Linked DNA regions of Homo sapiens: region 1 is linked to region 2. Evidence: read pairs that join two places in POLR2A ChIA-PET (ENCODE). Cell type or tissue: GM12878. All regions are shown on one strand.

Region 1 (8,000 bases), 320 kb before region 2:
TAACCTGCTCTTTAACAAAAATTGTAAAGGGTAATAAAAAATCTATAAAAATTGCCAAACATTGGCGTAAATATGTCTATAAAATTGGGTAAATATGTCTATAAGGTTTTATTAAGAATTGGGTTTAGGCCAGGCGCCGTGGCTCACGCCTGTAATCCCAGCACTTTGGGAGGCCGAGGCGGGCAGATCACGAGGTTAGGAGATCGAGACCATCCTGGCTAACATGGTGAAACCCCGTCTCTACTAAAAAAAAAACACAAAAAATTAGCCAGGCATGGTGGCGGGCACCTGTAGTCCCAGCTACTCGGGAGGCTGAGGCAGGAGAATGGTGTGAACCCAGGAGGTGGAAGTTGCAGTGAGCCGAGATGTGCCACTGCACTCCAGCCTGAGCGAAAGAGCGAGACTCTGTCTCAAAAAAAAAAAGAAAAGAAAAGAATTGGGTTTAACAGTAATAGTATACTAATGTAAATGTGAAATTTGGCTTATTTGGTACAAAAATCATAGAGGAAGCAAAGTCAAATATAAAATGGAGTATGGCTTTCTTTGGACTATATCTGTATATATATGTTATTGGTATGTGTTCCAAAATGATGGAAAACTCTTGTAATTCTGATATATCAGTGTATGTTATCAGTAATAATTATAATTATTATGTTAAATTATTGTGTGCCACAGAGTAACAGATTTCCTTGTCAATTGTGTCTTTAGCTATGGCTACCCTAAAACTTTGTCATCCATAAATAATTGTTGTCTTGTCTTGGTCCTCTTTAGAAGGTGGTTTTATAATCAGCTATAAAGCTCTAACAGGTGCTCTTGAATGCAAGTTTTAGATAACTTTGGAGATTGTGACATCAGAATAGAGAAAAAATGTTCAGGACTCTTGTCCTAGCACTTTGGGAAGCCAAGGTGGGTGGATCACTTAAGCCCAGGAGTTCCAGACCAGCCTGGCCAACATGACACAACCTGTCTCTCCAAAAAATACAAAAATTAGCCAGGTGTGGTGGTGCACGCCTGTAGCCCCAGCTACTTGGGAGGCTGAGGTGGGAGGATCCTTTGAGCCTGGAAGGCAGAGACTGCAGTGAGCTGAGGCTCACAGCTTTCCAGTCAGGGAGACAGGGTAAGACCCTGTCTCAAAAAAAAAAGAAAAAAAAAAGGCCAGGTGCGTTGGCTTACGCCTGTAATCCCAGCACTTTCGGAGGCCAAGGCGGGTAGATCACGAGGTCAGGAGATCGAGACCATCCTGGCTAACACGGTGAAACTCCGTCTCTACTAAAAATACAAAAAATTAGCCAGGCGTGGTGGCGGGCACCTGTAGTCCCAGCTACTCGGGAGGCTGAGGCAGGAGAATGGTGTGAACCCGGGAGGCGAAGGTTGCAATGAGCCGATATTGCGCCATTGCACTCTAGCCTGGGTGACAGAGCAAGACTCCGTCTGAAAAAAAAAAAACAAAAACAAAGAATTGGGGTCTCACTCTGTCACCCAGGCTAGACTAGAGTGGTACAATCATAGCTCACTGCAGCCAAAACTCCCAGGCTCCAGCAATCCTCCTCCCTCAGCCATCAAGCAGCTGGGACTACAGGTGTATGCCACAAACCTGGCTAATTTTTTTTTATAAGATATGAGGTTGCACTATATTGCCCAGGCTGGTCTTGAACTCCAGGACTCAGATGATCATGCCACTGTGCTCGGCCCAATTTTATTATTTTTTGTATGTCTATCCAACTGTCACAACACCAATTTATGAAAATAATATTCTAGGCCAGGTGCGGTGGCATAGGCCTGTAATCCCAGCACTTTGGGAGGCCAAGGCGGGCGGATCACGAGGTCAGGAGATCGAGACCATCCTGGCTAACATGGTGAAACCCTGTCTCTACTAAAAATACAAAAAAAATTAGCCGGGCTTGGTGGCAGGCTCCTGTAGTCCCAGCTACTCAGGAGGCTGAGGCAGGAGAATGGCGTGAACCCGGGAGGCGGAGCTTGCAGTGAGCCGAGATCGCACCACTGCACTCCAGCCTGGGCGAGAGAGCAAGACTCTGACTCAACAAAAAAAAAAGAAAAAAGTAAAAAAAGAAAATAATATTATTTCCCGATTCCTGGCACCGTTTTTGAAACTCAGTTCACTATATACACACACACACACACACACACACACACACACACACACACACACACACATATATGGGCCTATTTCTGGAATTTCAATTTCATGCCATTGATCTCTATGTCTGAATTGCCTCATGTATTTGATATGAAAATTTTGCTGCTACTGGAGACTGGGTGACATAAATTAAATTGTATATCAGAAAACCTTTGGCTGGCGCGGTAGCTCCCGCCTGTAATCCCAGCACTGCGGGAGGCCGAGGCAGGAGGATTACCTGAGGTCAGGAACTTGAGACCAGCCTGGCCAACAGGGTGAAACCCCATCTCTACCAAAAAAATAAAAATAATTAGTTGGGCATGGTGGCAGGCACCTGTAGTCCCAACTATGTAGGAAGCTGAGGCAGGAGAATCACTTAAACCCAGGAGACAAAGGTTGCAGCGAGCCGAGATGATGCCACTGGACTCCAACCTGGGCAATAGAGCAAGACTCTGTCTCAAAAAAAGAAAACCACTGAGGTCTTCCTAGAGGGTAATGGTCATCTACACAGTGCAGCCCATCATGTATATTTCTTTTTTTTTTTTTTTGTCGAGACAAGGTTTCACTATGGTTATGCAGGCTAGAGTACAGTGGTGTGATCTCGGCTTACTGCAGCCTTGACCTCCCAGGCTCAGATGATTCTCTCACCTCAGCCTCCCGAGAAGCTGGGCCTACAGGTGCGCACCACCACGCCGGGCTAGTTTTTTGTATTTTTAGTAGAAACAAGGTTTCGCCATGTTGGCCAGGCTGGTCTCAAACTCCTGGGCTCATGCAATCCACCTGCCTCAGCCTCCCAGAGTGCTGGGATTACAGGTGTGAGCCACCACACCTGGCCCCATCATGGGTTTTTCTTATGTGCAGAGTACTTATTCAAATCCACAGTGATTTCCCAGTTGACACACAGACAAGAACTATGGATTCTTAGAGAATATCCAAGTTATAATTGAATCAAACTGCAGAGAGAGGGTATCATTTTGAGTACCACCCCCCAGTTTGGTGGAAAAGAAAGTTGTGATATTGTGAAATATATAATTTGGGTTTTGTCCAGGGTTCCTGGCTCACAGTTGCTAAAAACCTTGTAATTTCCTAAGCGACTAGAGCAATTGGAGTATCTTTTGTTAAAATATTTGGGCTGCCTGTAATCCCACCATGTTGGGAGGCTGAGGCAGGCAGGATGCTTGAGCCCAGGAGTTCAAGACCAGCCTGGGCAACACAGTGAGATCCTATCTCTACAAAAAATACAAAAATTGGCCAGGCATAGGGGTGTGTGCCTATAGTCTCAGCTACTTGAGAGGTTGAGGTGGGAGGGTCACCTGAGCTCAGGGAAGTCAAGGCTGCAGTGAGCTGTGATGACACCACTGCACTCCAGCCTAGGTGACAGAGTAAGACTCTGTCTCAAAAAACAAACAACAAAAAAAAGGCTGGGCGCTGGGGCTCACATCTGTAATCCCAGTACTTTGGGAGGCCAAGGTAGGTGGATGCTTGAGCTCAGGTGTTTGAGACCAGTCTGGGCAACATGGCGAAAACCCATCTCTACTAAAAATAGAAAAAAATAGCCAGATGTGGTGGCGTGCACCTGTAGTCCCAGCTACTCAGGAGGCTGTGGTGGGATCATTGCTTGAACCCGGGGGTGGAGGCTGCATTGAGCCAAGATTGTGCCACTGTCACTGGGTGACAGAGTGAAGGAGACCCTATCTCAAAAAAAAAAAAAAATGGCCTTTTGTATTCAGTTCTTAAAATAGCTCTAGAAGAGTTCCAGAGTGACAGGTGGAAGAAATGTCTTTAGTTATTCATAACCATCCCCTTTCCACCACAGCTAAGTTTATGTTAATGGGGTGATTTTTGGAAAGCTCCTACAAACCACAGGATGTGAGGCTAGTTGCCAGGGAACCAACCATGTGACTGGAGCTTTGAAACTTTCAGCTCTGTCCCCACCTCCAGGGAGGGAAGAGAAAACTGAAGGTTGAGTTGATCACCCATAGTGAATGATGTGATTAATCATGTCACCATAATAAAGCCACCATAAAAACCCAAAAACACGGCTCAGAGAGCCTTCTGGTTGGTAAATAAGAACATAACCATATGCCTGGAGGTATCTCTTCATCTGGCTGTTCATTCGTATCATTTAAAATATCCTTTGTAGGGCCAGGTGTGGTGGCTCACGCCTGTAATCCCAGCACTTTGGGAGGCTGAGGCAGGTGGATCACTTGAGGTCAGGAGTTCAAGACCAGCTTGACCAACATGATGAAACCCCATCTCTACTTAAAATACAAAAATTAGGCCAGGTGCAGTGGCTCACACCTATAATCCCAGCACTTTGGGAGGACAAGGTGGGCGGATCATGAGGTCAGGAGTTCGAGACCAGCCTGGCCAGCATGGTGAAACCCTGCCTCTACTAAAAACATAGACACACAGAAAAAAAATTAGCTGGGCATGGTGGCATGGGCCTGTAATCCAGCTACTTGAGAGACTGAGGTAGGAGAATCACTTGACCCTGGTAGGCAGAGGCTGCAGTGAGCCAAGATTGTGCCACTGCACTCCAGCCTGGGCAAAAGAGTGAGACTCTATCTCAAAAAAAAAAAAATTAGCCAGGCGTGGTGGTGGGCGCCTGTAATCCCAGCTACTTGGGAAGCTGAGGCAGGAGAATTGCTTGAACCTGGGAGGCAGAGGTTGCAGTGAGCTGAGATCGCGCCATTGCACTCCAGCCTGGGCGACAAGAGCAAAACTCCGTCTCAAAAAAAAAATAATAATAATAATAAATAAAATAAAATATCCTTTGTAGGCTGGGTGCAGTGGTTCACACCTGTAATGCCAGCACTTTGGGAGGCCAAGGCAGATGGATCACTTGAGGTCAGGAGTTCGAGACCAGCCTGGCCAACATGGTGAAACCCCTTCTCTACTAAAAATACAAAAATAGCTGGGCGTGGTGGAGGATGCCTGTCATTCCAGCTACTCGGGAGGCTGAAACACGAGAATCATTTGAACCCTGGAGATGGAGGTTGCAGTGAGCCAAGATCGTGCTGCTACACTCCAGCCTGGCAACAGAGTGAGACCCTGTCTCAAAATAAAGAGTAAACAAATAAATAAATAATAAAATATCCTTTGTAAGACTAGGCACAGTGACTCACTCCTATAATCTCAGTGCTTTGAGAGGAGCGAGGTGGGAGGATCTCTTGAGACCTGGAGGTTGAGACTAGCCTGGACAACAGAGCGAGACCCTAACTTTACAAAAAATAAATAATTAGTTGAGTGTGGTGGCACATGCCTATATTCCTAGCTACTTGCGGGGCTGATGAGGGAGGATCGCTTGATCCCAAGAGTTGAAGGCTGCAATGAGCTATGATCCTGCCACTGCACTCCAGCCTGGGAGACAGAGTGAAACCCTGCTCTATTAAAAAAAAAAAAAACACTTTGTAATAAATGGGTGAATGTAAGTAAAGTGTTTCTGTGAGTTCTGTAGGCTGCTACAGCAAATTAATCAAACCCAAAGAGTGGGTCATGAAAACCCTGATTTACAGCTTGTTGGTCAGAAGCATAGGTCACATCCTGGGACTTACAACTGACATTTGCAGTGAGGGGCATTCTTGTGAGCCGTTAGCTTTTGGTATTGGACTCCGTCTCCAGGTAGATACTGTCACAATTAAATTGAATTATATAGCACACCCAGCTGGTGTCTGCTTGAGAAGTGGTTATTGGTGGACCAGAAGTGAAGTATTCTGTTAAATATTTTGTTAATGGTTTTCCTATCCCTTTAAGAAAAGTGTATTTGAGACCCTCGAATAGGATTTTTTTTTAATTTAATTTTTTTTTTTGAGACAGAGTTTTGCTCTTGTTGCCCAGGCTGGCGTGCAATGATCTTGGCTCACCGCAACCTCCACCTCCCGGGTTCAAGCAATTATCCTGCCTCAGCCTCCCAAGTAGCTGGGATTACAGGCATGTGCCACCACGTCCCGCTAATTTTGTATTTTTAGTAGAAACAGGGTTTCTCCATGTTGGTCAGGCTGGTCTCAAACTCCCGACCTCAGGTGATCCACCCACCTCGGCCTCCCAAAGTGCAGGGATTACAGGCATGAGCCACCGCGCCTGGCCTAAAATAGGATTTTTTTTTTTTTTCATTTTAGAGACAGAGACTCACTCTATTGCCCAAGCTGGAGTGCAGTGGCACAATCATAGGTCATTGTAGCCTCCAACTCTTGGACTCAAGGGATCTCTGCTATGGGACTACAGGCACATGCCACCACCCTGGGTAATTCTTTTTTTTTTTTTTTTTTTGAGACAGGGTCTCTATCTGTTGCCCAGGCTAGAGTGCAGTGGCATGATCTCAGCTCACTGCAACCTCTGCCTCCTGAGTTCAAGCAATTCTTCTGCCTCAGCCTGCTGAGTAGCTGGGACTACAGGTGTGCACCACCATGCCCCGCTAATTTTTTGTATTTTAGTAGAGATGCGGTTTCGCCATGTTGGCCAGGCTGGTCTTGAACTCCTGACCTCAAGTGATTTACCCACCTCAGCCTCCCAAAGTGCTAGGATTACAGGTGTGAGCCACTGCACCTGGCCAATTTTTTTTATTTTTATAGAGACAGGATTTCACTCTGTTGCCCAGGCTTTGATGTCCTTTTATAAAAGGAATCACTGGAAGATTTTTATTTTAATGATCAGCAAAGGCCTAAAAGTCCATGACCATTCACAAGTATCATTTCCATATGGTAGATTTCCAGCACATGTTAGGAAAGAAAAAAAATGAACAGCTTTGTGTTTTACTAAAGAACAAATAAAATCCCATTTTTATTCAATATTTCAATAATTTATGTTTGCACATCACTGTGGTGACTAATGTGATTTCATAATCATTAGTATTTCATTTGATTAGCCCCACCCAATCATACCTCCCATCTTGCAAATGAAAAAAGTTAAGTATGGAGAGCACAAAGTCTTGTCTAAACTCATATGGCTCATAAGTAATAATGAAATTGGCCAGGTGTGGTAGCTCACGCCTACCATCCCAACACTGGGAGGCTGATGTGGGAGGATCACTTGAGTCCAGGAGTTCAAGATCAGCCTGGGCAACATAGCAGGACCCTGTCTCTAAAATTTAAAAAATTTAAATTTTTTTTTTTTTTTGAGGTGGAGTCTCACTCTGTCACCCAGGCTAGAGTGCAGTGGCATGATCTCGGCTCACTGCAACCTCCACCTTCTGGGTTCAAGCAATTCTCCTGCCTCAGCCTCCCAAATAGCTGGGATTACAGATGTGCACAACCACACCTGGCTAAAAAAAGAATTTTTTTAAAATTAGCCAAGCGTGGTGGCGCACACCTAGTCCTAGTTCCAGCTACTAGTCCCAGCTACTAGGGAGCCTGTGAAGTTGAGTCTACAGTGAGCTGTGATCTTGCCACTGCACTCCAGCCTGGGTGACAGAACATAATAGTAATAGTAATACAATATAATAACAGTAATAATAATGGAACTTCTCAGTATTAAAGTCCAAATGTGTGCCACCACATATACTGAGCACTGTCAAAAACTGAAAACTCAGGCCAGGCATAGTGACTCACACCTGTAATCCCTGCACTTTGGGAGGTTGAGGCAGGAGAATTGCTTGAAGCCAGGAGCTTGAGACCAGCCTGGGCAACACAGCAAGATCCCTGTCTCAAAAAAAAAAAAAAGGAACAAACAAGAACAGCATAGCATCTGCAGACAGAGAAGCAGCAGCAAATCAGTGGAGGCCAGGATTGATAGCTTCCCCATTTCGGGTTTTGGTAGACAGGAAGGACGGTGACCCAGACACTGAAAAATACCAGCATGCTGAACTTAAGGATTGGCTTATTGAAAATGTCAGGCAAGTTCCTGGCCAGAAAAGCCACATTGA
Region 2 (8,000 bases):
TCAGTGCGTCAGTCAGGGCCGGGTTCAGTCAGTCAGGAAATTTGAGGCCAGGCCTGATGAGAGGGAGCCCCAATGGCAAAGGACAAGCGGCCGGGCTCGGGTCCGCTGGAGATGGCTGGGATCGCAGCCGTTCCCTGCCTATCTGTCCGCCCGCCCCACGCGCGAGAAGGAAACAAGCGCCGCGTACTCCCTGTCGCTCCATTCCGTATTTTCCCGCCTTCAAGCTCGCACCCTCTGCGCATGCGCCGACCCCGCCCCTGGCCAGCTGCGCTCCCGCGGACGAGTGTGTTGTGACGCGTGCTCCCGGCCCCGCCCTCTTTGAGAACTTGCGCGGCCAACTGGGCGGGGCCGACCGTTAAGCAGCAGTTTCGCGGTCCGCGGGCTGCGCGCGCAGTCGGCGCCCCTTGGGAGCAGGACGGCGCGCTCTGGGTGCGCTTGTGTGCCCCTGTGAGGCTCCTGGGTTCCACGGGGCGCCCAGGTTATACGGATCTCAGAGTCCTGTATTTATTCGGTGCTTCTAACTTCATCCACTCTGCCTTGGAAAATATACTCCATAACAATTTTTTTTTTTTTTTGAGACAAGATCTTGGTCTGTCGCCCAGGCTGGAGTGCAGTGGTGCGATCACAGCTCACTGTAGCCTCGACCTCCCAGGTTCAAGCGATCCTCCTGCCTCGGCCTCCTGAGTAGCAGTGTCATTCACCAGGCCCTTCTAATTTAAAAATATTTTTCTGGCCGGGCGCGGTGGCTCACGCCTGTAATCCCAGCACTTTGGGAGGCCGAGGCGGGTGGATCACCTGAGGTCATGAGTTCGAGACCAGCCTAGCCAACATGGTGAAACTGTCTCTACTAAAAATACAAAAAATAGCCGGGCGTGGTGGCGGGCGCCTATAGTCCCAGCTACTCGGGAGGCTGGGGCAGGAGAATTGCTTAAACCCAGGACGCAGAGGTTGCAGTGAGCTGAGATCATGCCACTGCACTCCAGCCGGGGTGACAGAGTAAAGCTCCGTCTCAAAAAAAAAAAAAAGATTGTATGTATATATACACACACACACACACACACACACACACATAATTATATTTTTTTTTCCTGTAGAAATGAGATCTCACTGTGCTGAGCCCAGGCTGATCCCCAACTCCTGGGCTCAAGCCGTCCTCCCGTCTTGGTCTCCCAAAGTGCTGTCTCAAAAAAAGAAGAAATTATCTGATCTACCCTATTGACTGTAGGTCATAAGACCCCCGTTTCAAAGAAGTTTCTGCCCCACACAAGGCCTATCTATCTAGATTCTTCTTGGCCTCTCTGAGCATGCATTCCTGAGACTCCAAGAAGAATCTAGACAGATAGGCCTTGCTGGGTTTCCCCACTCAGCCTATTAGTATTAGACGACCCCCCCGGCTTTTTTTTTTTTTTTTTTTTTTTGTCTTGCTCTGTTGTCCAGGCAACACTGGAGTGCAGTGGCAAGATCTCAACTCGCTGCAACCTTGGCCTCCCAGGTTCAAGCGATTCTCAGCCAACCAAGTAGCTGGGATTACAGATGCACCATGCCCAGCTAATTTTTGTATTTTTAGTAGAGATGGGGTTTTTCCATGTTGCTCAGGCTGGTCTCAAACTCCTGGCCTCAAGTGATCCACCCGCCTCAGCCTCCCAAAGTGTCAGGATTACAAGTATGAACCACGACAAACCCTTTTTGTCCAATCAAATTTCTACCTGGGTGTTCAAACTTTGCTGAACCTAAGCATAAGACACTTTTCATTAATCAGGCATGGTGGCGGGCACCTGTAATCCCAGCTGCTTGGGAAGCTGAGGCTGCTGTGAGCCAAGATCGCCCCTACACTCCAGCCCAGGGAACAGAGCCAGACTCCGTCTCAAAACAAAACAAAACAAAAACACAGTTTCCCCTGTATCTCTGGATCTTCATTCTGAAGGCTTGTCAGGTAACACTATGATCAAATACATTCGTATTCCTTTTCTCTTATTAATCTGCCTTTTCTCAGTAATTTTTAGTGAAACTTCAGAGGGCAATAAGGAAGCTTTCTCTTCACCCCTACACAGCCAAAGTTCAGATTTGATGGAAATGGCAAGATTCCAGGGTACTTGTGTTTATTTAGACACATAAATATGTATTTAACGACAGGGTCTCACTCTGTTGCCCAGGCTGGAGTGCAGTGGTGTAATCACGGCTCATTGCAGCCTCGACCTCCCAGGCTCAAGTGATCAACCTCAGTCTCTGGAGTACCTGGGATTACAGGCATGAGCCACTATGCTGAGCTAATTTTTGTTTTCTGTTTTTGGGGGACAGGTCTCACTCTGTGGCCCAGACTGGAGTGCAGTGGTGTGATCTCAGCTCCCTACAACCTCCACCTCCTGGGTTCAAGTGATTCTCCCACCTCAGCCTCCCAGATAGCTGGGACTACAGGTGCCTGCCATCATGCCTGCTAATTTTTGTTTTTTGTTTTTTTTTTTGGAACAGAGTCTTCTTCTGTCACCCAGGCTGTAGTGCAGTGGCACAATCTTGGCTCACTGCAACCTCCACCTCCTGGTTCAAACGATTCTCGTGCCTCAGCCTCCCGGGTAGCTGGGACTACAGGTGCTCACCACCACGCCCAGCTTTTTTTTTGTATTTTTAGTAGAGACGGGTTTTCACCACGTTGGCCAGGCTGCTCTCGAACTCCTGACCTCAAGTGATCTGCCTGCCTCAGCTTCCCAAAGTGTTGGAATTACAGGCGTGAGCCACCACGCCCAGCCTAATTTTTTTTTTTTTTTTTTTGAGACGGAGTCTTGCTCTATTGCCCAGGCTGGAGTGCAGTGGTGCGATCTCCGCTCACTGCAAGCTCCGCCTCCCAGGTTCACACCATTCTCCTGCCTCAGCCTCCTGAGTAGCTGGGACTACAGGCACCCGCCACCACGCCCGGCTAATTTTTTGTATTTTTAGTAGACAGGGTTTCACCATGTTGGCCAGGATGGTCTCAATCTCTTGACCTCATGATCCACACGCCTCAGCCTCCCAAAGTGCTGGGATTACAGGCATGAGCCACCGCACCCAGCCCTAATTTTTTTATTTTTAGTAGAGATGGGGTTTCACCACGTTGGCCAGGCTGCTCCTGAATTCCTGACCTCAAGTGACCCACCCACCTTGGCCTCCCAAAAGTTCTGGGATTACAGAAGTGAGCCACTGTGCCTGGCTCAGTACCCATACTTTTTTTTTTTTTTTTTGTATTTTTAGTAGAGACGGGGTTTCACCCTGTTAGCCAGGATGGTCTCGATCGCCTGGCCTCGTGACCCGCCCGCCTCAGCCTCCCAAAGTGCTGCGATTACAGACGCGGGCCACCTCGCCCAGCCCAGTACCCAGAATTTTGACCATCAAGTGGCACACTGAGCTAGGGGGACCCAACAAGACCCCTCACCCCTAAGGAAAGCCACCAGATGGGGGCAACTGCCCACTTTATTAGACAATAGGTGGCCCACAGGTCTCCTCAGGGCCCACCCTCACAGTAGACACACCACACAGGACAACAGAAGGAACCTGCTACCCAGTCCTCTGTCCCTGGGATTCTGGTCCTGGGACAGGTGGGAAAGAGGAAGGTGGGGGCTGGCCTCACAGAGGCCTCATAAATACAAGGTCACTGGCCAGGGATGCAAAGGAGCGCAGCAGCAGGGACTCGGGGAGGATGACCTGTCCTAGAGTGGCCCATGTCACGCAGCCTCCTGTGTGGGAGGGGGCCTCGGCTCGGCATCCAGGCGGCACAGGGGACTGTCATACACCATCTGCAGGTTCACCTTGTGGCCCACCAGCTCCCGGATATTGTTGATGCCATATTTGATCATCGTTGGGCTTGTGGGGGAGGGAACAGAGTTTATCATGAGGTCAGCACGTGCACCCTTCTGCTCAGATTTCCATGGCTCCCATCTTCTTCAGAGGAAAAGTTCAAGTTCTCCCCATGACCCACAGGGCCCTGCGCCAACTGCTCTATCACCTCTCACCCTCCGCCTTCAGCCACACCAGCCTCCTCACTCTTCTCCTAATACAAAAAGCACATTCCCACCTCTGGGCCTTTGAACTGACTGTGACCACTACCTGGGACACCCTTCCCCAGATACTCTCATGGTTTACCTCTTTATCTACCTCTAGATTTTGCTTAGGTGGCACTTCTTCCTCCATGATGCCTTCACTGACCACGTAGTTGCCTTAGCCCTCCCTATACCACTTACTGCCCTGGTACACACTTCTGTCTTCTTTTGCTGAGTGCATTTGTTTTTTTGAAACAGAGTCTCACTCTGTAACCTAGGGTGGAGTGCAGTGGCGTAATCTCAGCTCACTGCAACCTCCGCCTCCCAGGTTCAAGTGATTCTCATACCTCAGCCTCCTGAGTACCTAGGACTAGGACTACAGACGCACGCAACAGTGCCTGGCTAATTTTTGTAGTTTTAGTAGAGACGGGAGACAGAGTCACACTCTGTTGTCTAGACTAGAATAGAGTGCAGTGGCATGATCTTGGCTCACTGCAACCTCTGCCTCCTGGGTTCAAACGATTCTCCTGCCTCAGCCTCCTAAGTAGCTGGGATTACAGGCACCTGCTACCACGCCAGGCTAATTTTTATATTTTTAGTAGAGATGAGGTTTCGCCATGTTGGCCAGGCTGGCCTCGAACTCCTGTCCTCAGGTGATGCACCTGCTTCAGCCACCCACAGTGCTTGGATTACAGGCATGTGCCACCACGCCTGGCCTGTTTTTATTCTTTGTAGAGGCGGAGACTTGCTCTATTGCCCAGGCTGATCTCAAACTCCTGGCTCAGGCGATCCTCCTGCCTTGGCCTCCCACAGCACTGGGATGACAGGCATGAGCTACCACGCCTGGCCTGATGTACTTGTTGGTCTTGCTAGTTATCATCCTTCTCGCTCCACTGGGACCCCAGATTCAGAGGGAGGGACATAAGCTGTCATGTTCACAGCACGGGGCTGAGCATTCAGTTTGTACTCACGATGAAAGTTTTGTCCATTGGATGAATGAATGGGTGGTGCTGAAACCACGCAGGCCCCTATACCTGGAGAGTTATTTGAGGCAGCTGGACACCCCGAGTTTCCACTTGGGCACTTACCGCTCCAGGGAGAGGCCCCAGGCAATGACCGACACGTTCTCGGGAAGCCCCATGGGCAGCAGCATCTCTGGACGGAAGACCCCCGAGTTTCCGACCTCCACCCACTTCTTCAGGCCTGCAGAGGCAGGACAGAAAAGACGGGCAGTGCGTGTTGAGTTTCTGGGCACTGCTGGTACAGGTTCTGGGTCTAGGTGGTGAGCTTGGGAGGTGGGGTACAGGCATGGCAATGGGGGGACCCAGGCCAAACCATAGTAGCCTGAGACCTCCCTCCCACCCCAGTACCAGGGCCTACCCTGACCTTGGTGGTAGCTGAACACCTCCATGCTGGGCTCTGTGTATGGGTTGTAGGCTGGCTTGAAGCGGAGTTGCGTGATACCTGCAGGAAGTGGGGGGCGGGCAGGAGAGCAGGGGTTTGGAGGATAATGCTGGTGATCAACACACCTGCCCGCTGCCTCACCACCATGGCCCACCCCTGCCCCCCTGCTCACCCAGCTTGGTGAAGAACTCCCGCAGAACGCCCATGAGGTGGCCCAAGGTGAGACCATGATCCGCCACCACGCCCTCGATCTGGTGGAACTCAGCCAGGTGCGTGGCGTCCAGGGTCTCATTCCGGAATACGCGGTCGATGGAGAAGTACTTGACCGGAGTGAAGGGCTTCTAGGGGTGACAACCGAGCCAGGCCCAGGTATGGGTCAGAAGGTCCCTTTGACAGCACCCTCTCCCCACTGGGGCCCCCGCCTGGGCCAACCGCACCTTCTGGGCAAGGCGGTAGAGCGCACGGGCGCTGGCTGATGTGGTGTGGGTTCGCAGTAGGTTTTTCCGGGCCTCGTCCAGCTTCCAGTTATACTTGTACCTTCAGGAGGGAAGGTGGGAAGTCCATGCAATGGCCCAGGGGTCCCCAGCCTCCTTCCCTTCCATACCAGGTAAGTCCTGCCTCACCCCTGTGAGCCGTAGCCGCCCTGAGAGTGGGTCCGCTTGACCCGCTGGACATAGTCCATTGGGAGCTGCAGGGCCTCCGCTGGATCTGGGCAGGACAGAGCAACATCAGGTCAGTCAACGAGCATTTCCCACCCCTTTTTTTTTTTCAGACAGGGTCTCACTGTTGTCCAGGCTGGAGTGCGGTGGTGCAATCTGGGCTTACTGCAACCTCTGCCTCCCAGGTTCAAGTGATTCTCGTGCCTCAGTTTTCTCATTTGTGTGTGGCTTTTTTGGGTTCTTTTTTTTTGAGACAGAGTCTTGTTCAGTTGGCCCAGCTGAAGTACAATGGCTCAATCTTGGCTCACTGCAACCTCCACCTCCCAAGTTCAAGCAATTCTCCTGATTCAGCCTCCCAAGTAGCTGGGATTACAGGTGCCTGCCACCACACCCGGGAAATTTTTGTATTTTTAGTAGAGATGGGGTTTCGCCATGTTGGTCAGGGTGGTCTCGAACTCCTGATCTCAGGTGATCCACCCACCTCGGCCTCCCAGTGTTGGGATTACAGGCATGAGCCACTGCACCTGGGCTTTATTTATGTATGTACGTATGTATGTATGTATTTTGAGATGGAGTCTTGCTCTGTTGCCCAGGCTGGAGTGCAGTGGCATGATCTTGGCTCACTGCAACCTCCTCCTCCCAGGTTCAAGCAATTCTCCTGCCTCAGCCTCCCAAGTAGCTGGGATTACAGAAGTGCACCACCACACACAGCTAATTTTTTATATTTGGTAGACGTGGGGTTTCACCATGTTGGCCAGGCTGGTCTCGAACTCCTGACTTCAAGTGATCCGCCTGCCTGGGCCTCCCAAAGTGCTGGGATCATGCCACCGCGCCCGACCTTTTTATTTTTTCTTTTTTTTTGAGACGGAGTCTCGCTCTGTCGCCCAGGCTGGAGTGCAGTGGCGCGATCTCGGCTCACTGCAACCTCTGCCTCCCAGGTTCGAGTGATTCTCCTGCCTCAGCCTCCTGAATAGATGGGACTACAGGCACACGCCACCATGCCCAGCTAATTTTTGTATTTTTAGTAGAGATGGGATTTCACCATGTTGGCCAGGATGGTCTCGATCCACCCACCGTGGCCTCCCAAAGTGCTGGAATTACAGGCGTGAGCCACCGCGCCCGGCCTATTTTTTTTTTTTAAAGGGACAAAATTTTTTTTTTTTTTAGACGGAGTCTCGCTCAGTCACCCAGGCTGGAGTGCAGTGGCATGATCTCGGCTAACTGCCAGCTCCGCCTCCAGGGTTCACACCATTCTCCTGCCTCAGCCTCCCGAGTAGCTGGGACTACAGGCGCCCGCCACTATGCCTGGCTAATTGTTTTTGTATTTTTGGTAGAGACGGGGTTTCACTGTGTTATCCAGGATGGTCTTGATCTCCTGACCTCGCGATCCGCCCGTCTCAGCCTCCCAAAGTGCTGGGATTACAGGCGTGAGCCACCGCGCCCGGCCTAAAGAGACAAAGTCTTGCTCTGTTGCTTGGCCTGCAGTGCAGTGATGCAATCATAGCTCACTGCAGCCTCAAACTCCCAGGCTCAAGCAATCCTTCACCTCAGCCTCCCGAGTAGCTGCAACTACAGGCGTGCACTACTATGCCCAGCTAATTTTATTTGTACAGATGGGTCTTTCTATGTTGCTTAGGCTGTTCTCAAACTCCTGGGCTCAAGCGATCCTCCTCCCTTGCCCTCCCAAACAGTGGGATTATACCCACTGAGGCTGGCCAAGTTTCCTTCTTTGTAAAAAGGGGTAACAGTACTGCTTCCAGTAGTTGGCAGGAAGATTAGAATAGTGGCTAGTATGTGATGAGTGCTTAGTAAGTTTTGGGTGCTATGACAATAATGACAAGAATGATGTTGCTCCTCTGGCCAGGTAAGCCGGCACCCAATGACCTCAACTGCCCTCTTGGTCAGGAAGGCCACCCCATTGTGGGAAGTC

What was found. ChIA-PET counts read pairs that join two places held together with the same protein. Peaks named below come from ENCODE experiments on the same cell type or tissue, not always from the same donor. Only the 100,000 strongest peaks of a DNase experiment are listed, where the experiment ranks them.
Region 1: POLR2A ChIA-PET joins it to region 2 with 8 read pairs; 2 of 35 experiments call an interaction of 5 or more read pairs at or near these places.

What each region holds. Positions count from the first base shown.
Region 1 is chr19:12,599,954-12,607,953 of GRCh38, forward strand. All of the region lies in intron 2 of ZNF490 (zinc finger protein 490), which reads right to left. It also overlaps the pseudogene VN2R16P. Among named protein-coding and RNA genes, the nearest start is that of ZNF490, 6.9 kb to the right of the region's middle. In GM12878, no CTCF peak of the experiment used is centred here; a DNase peak (open chromatin) is centred at 4,018; H3K27ac peaks cover 401 bases.
Region 2 is chr19:12,919,056-12,927,055 of GRCh38, forward strand. SYCE2 (synaptonemal complex central element protein 2) reads right to left here and starts at 238. Exons shown (of 6, transcript NM_001105578.2): 1 at 188-238. The coding sequence starts at 202. It overlaps FARSA (phenylalanyl-tRNA synthetase subunit alpha), which reads right to left. Exons shown (of 13, transcript NM_004461.3): 8 at 6,035-6,119; 9 at 5,849-5,948; 10 at 5,584-5,752; 11 at 5,394-5,471; 12 at 5,096-5,210; 13 at 3,424-3,831. The coding sequence ends at 3,693. It overlaps MIR5695 (microRNA 5695), which reads left to right and starts at 1,265; the gene lies at 1,265-1,349. RefSeq lists an enhancer at 1-57. In GM12878, no CTCF peak of the experiment used is centred here; a DNase peak (open chromatin) is centred at 296; H3K4me3 peaks cover 231 bases; H3K27ac peaks cover 167 bases.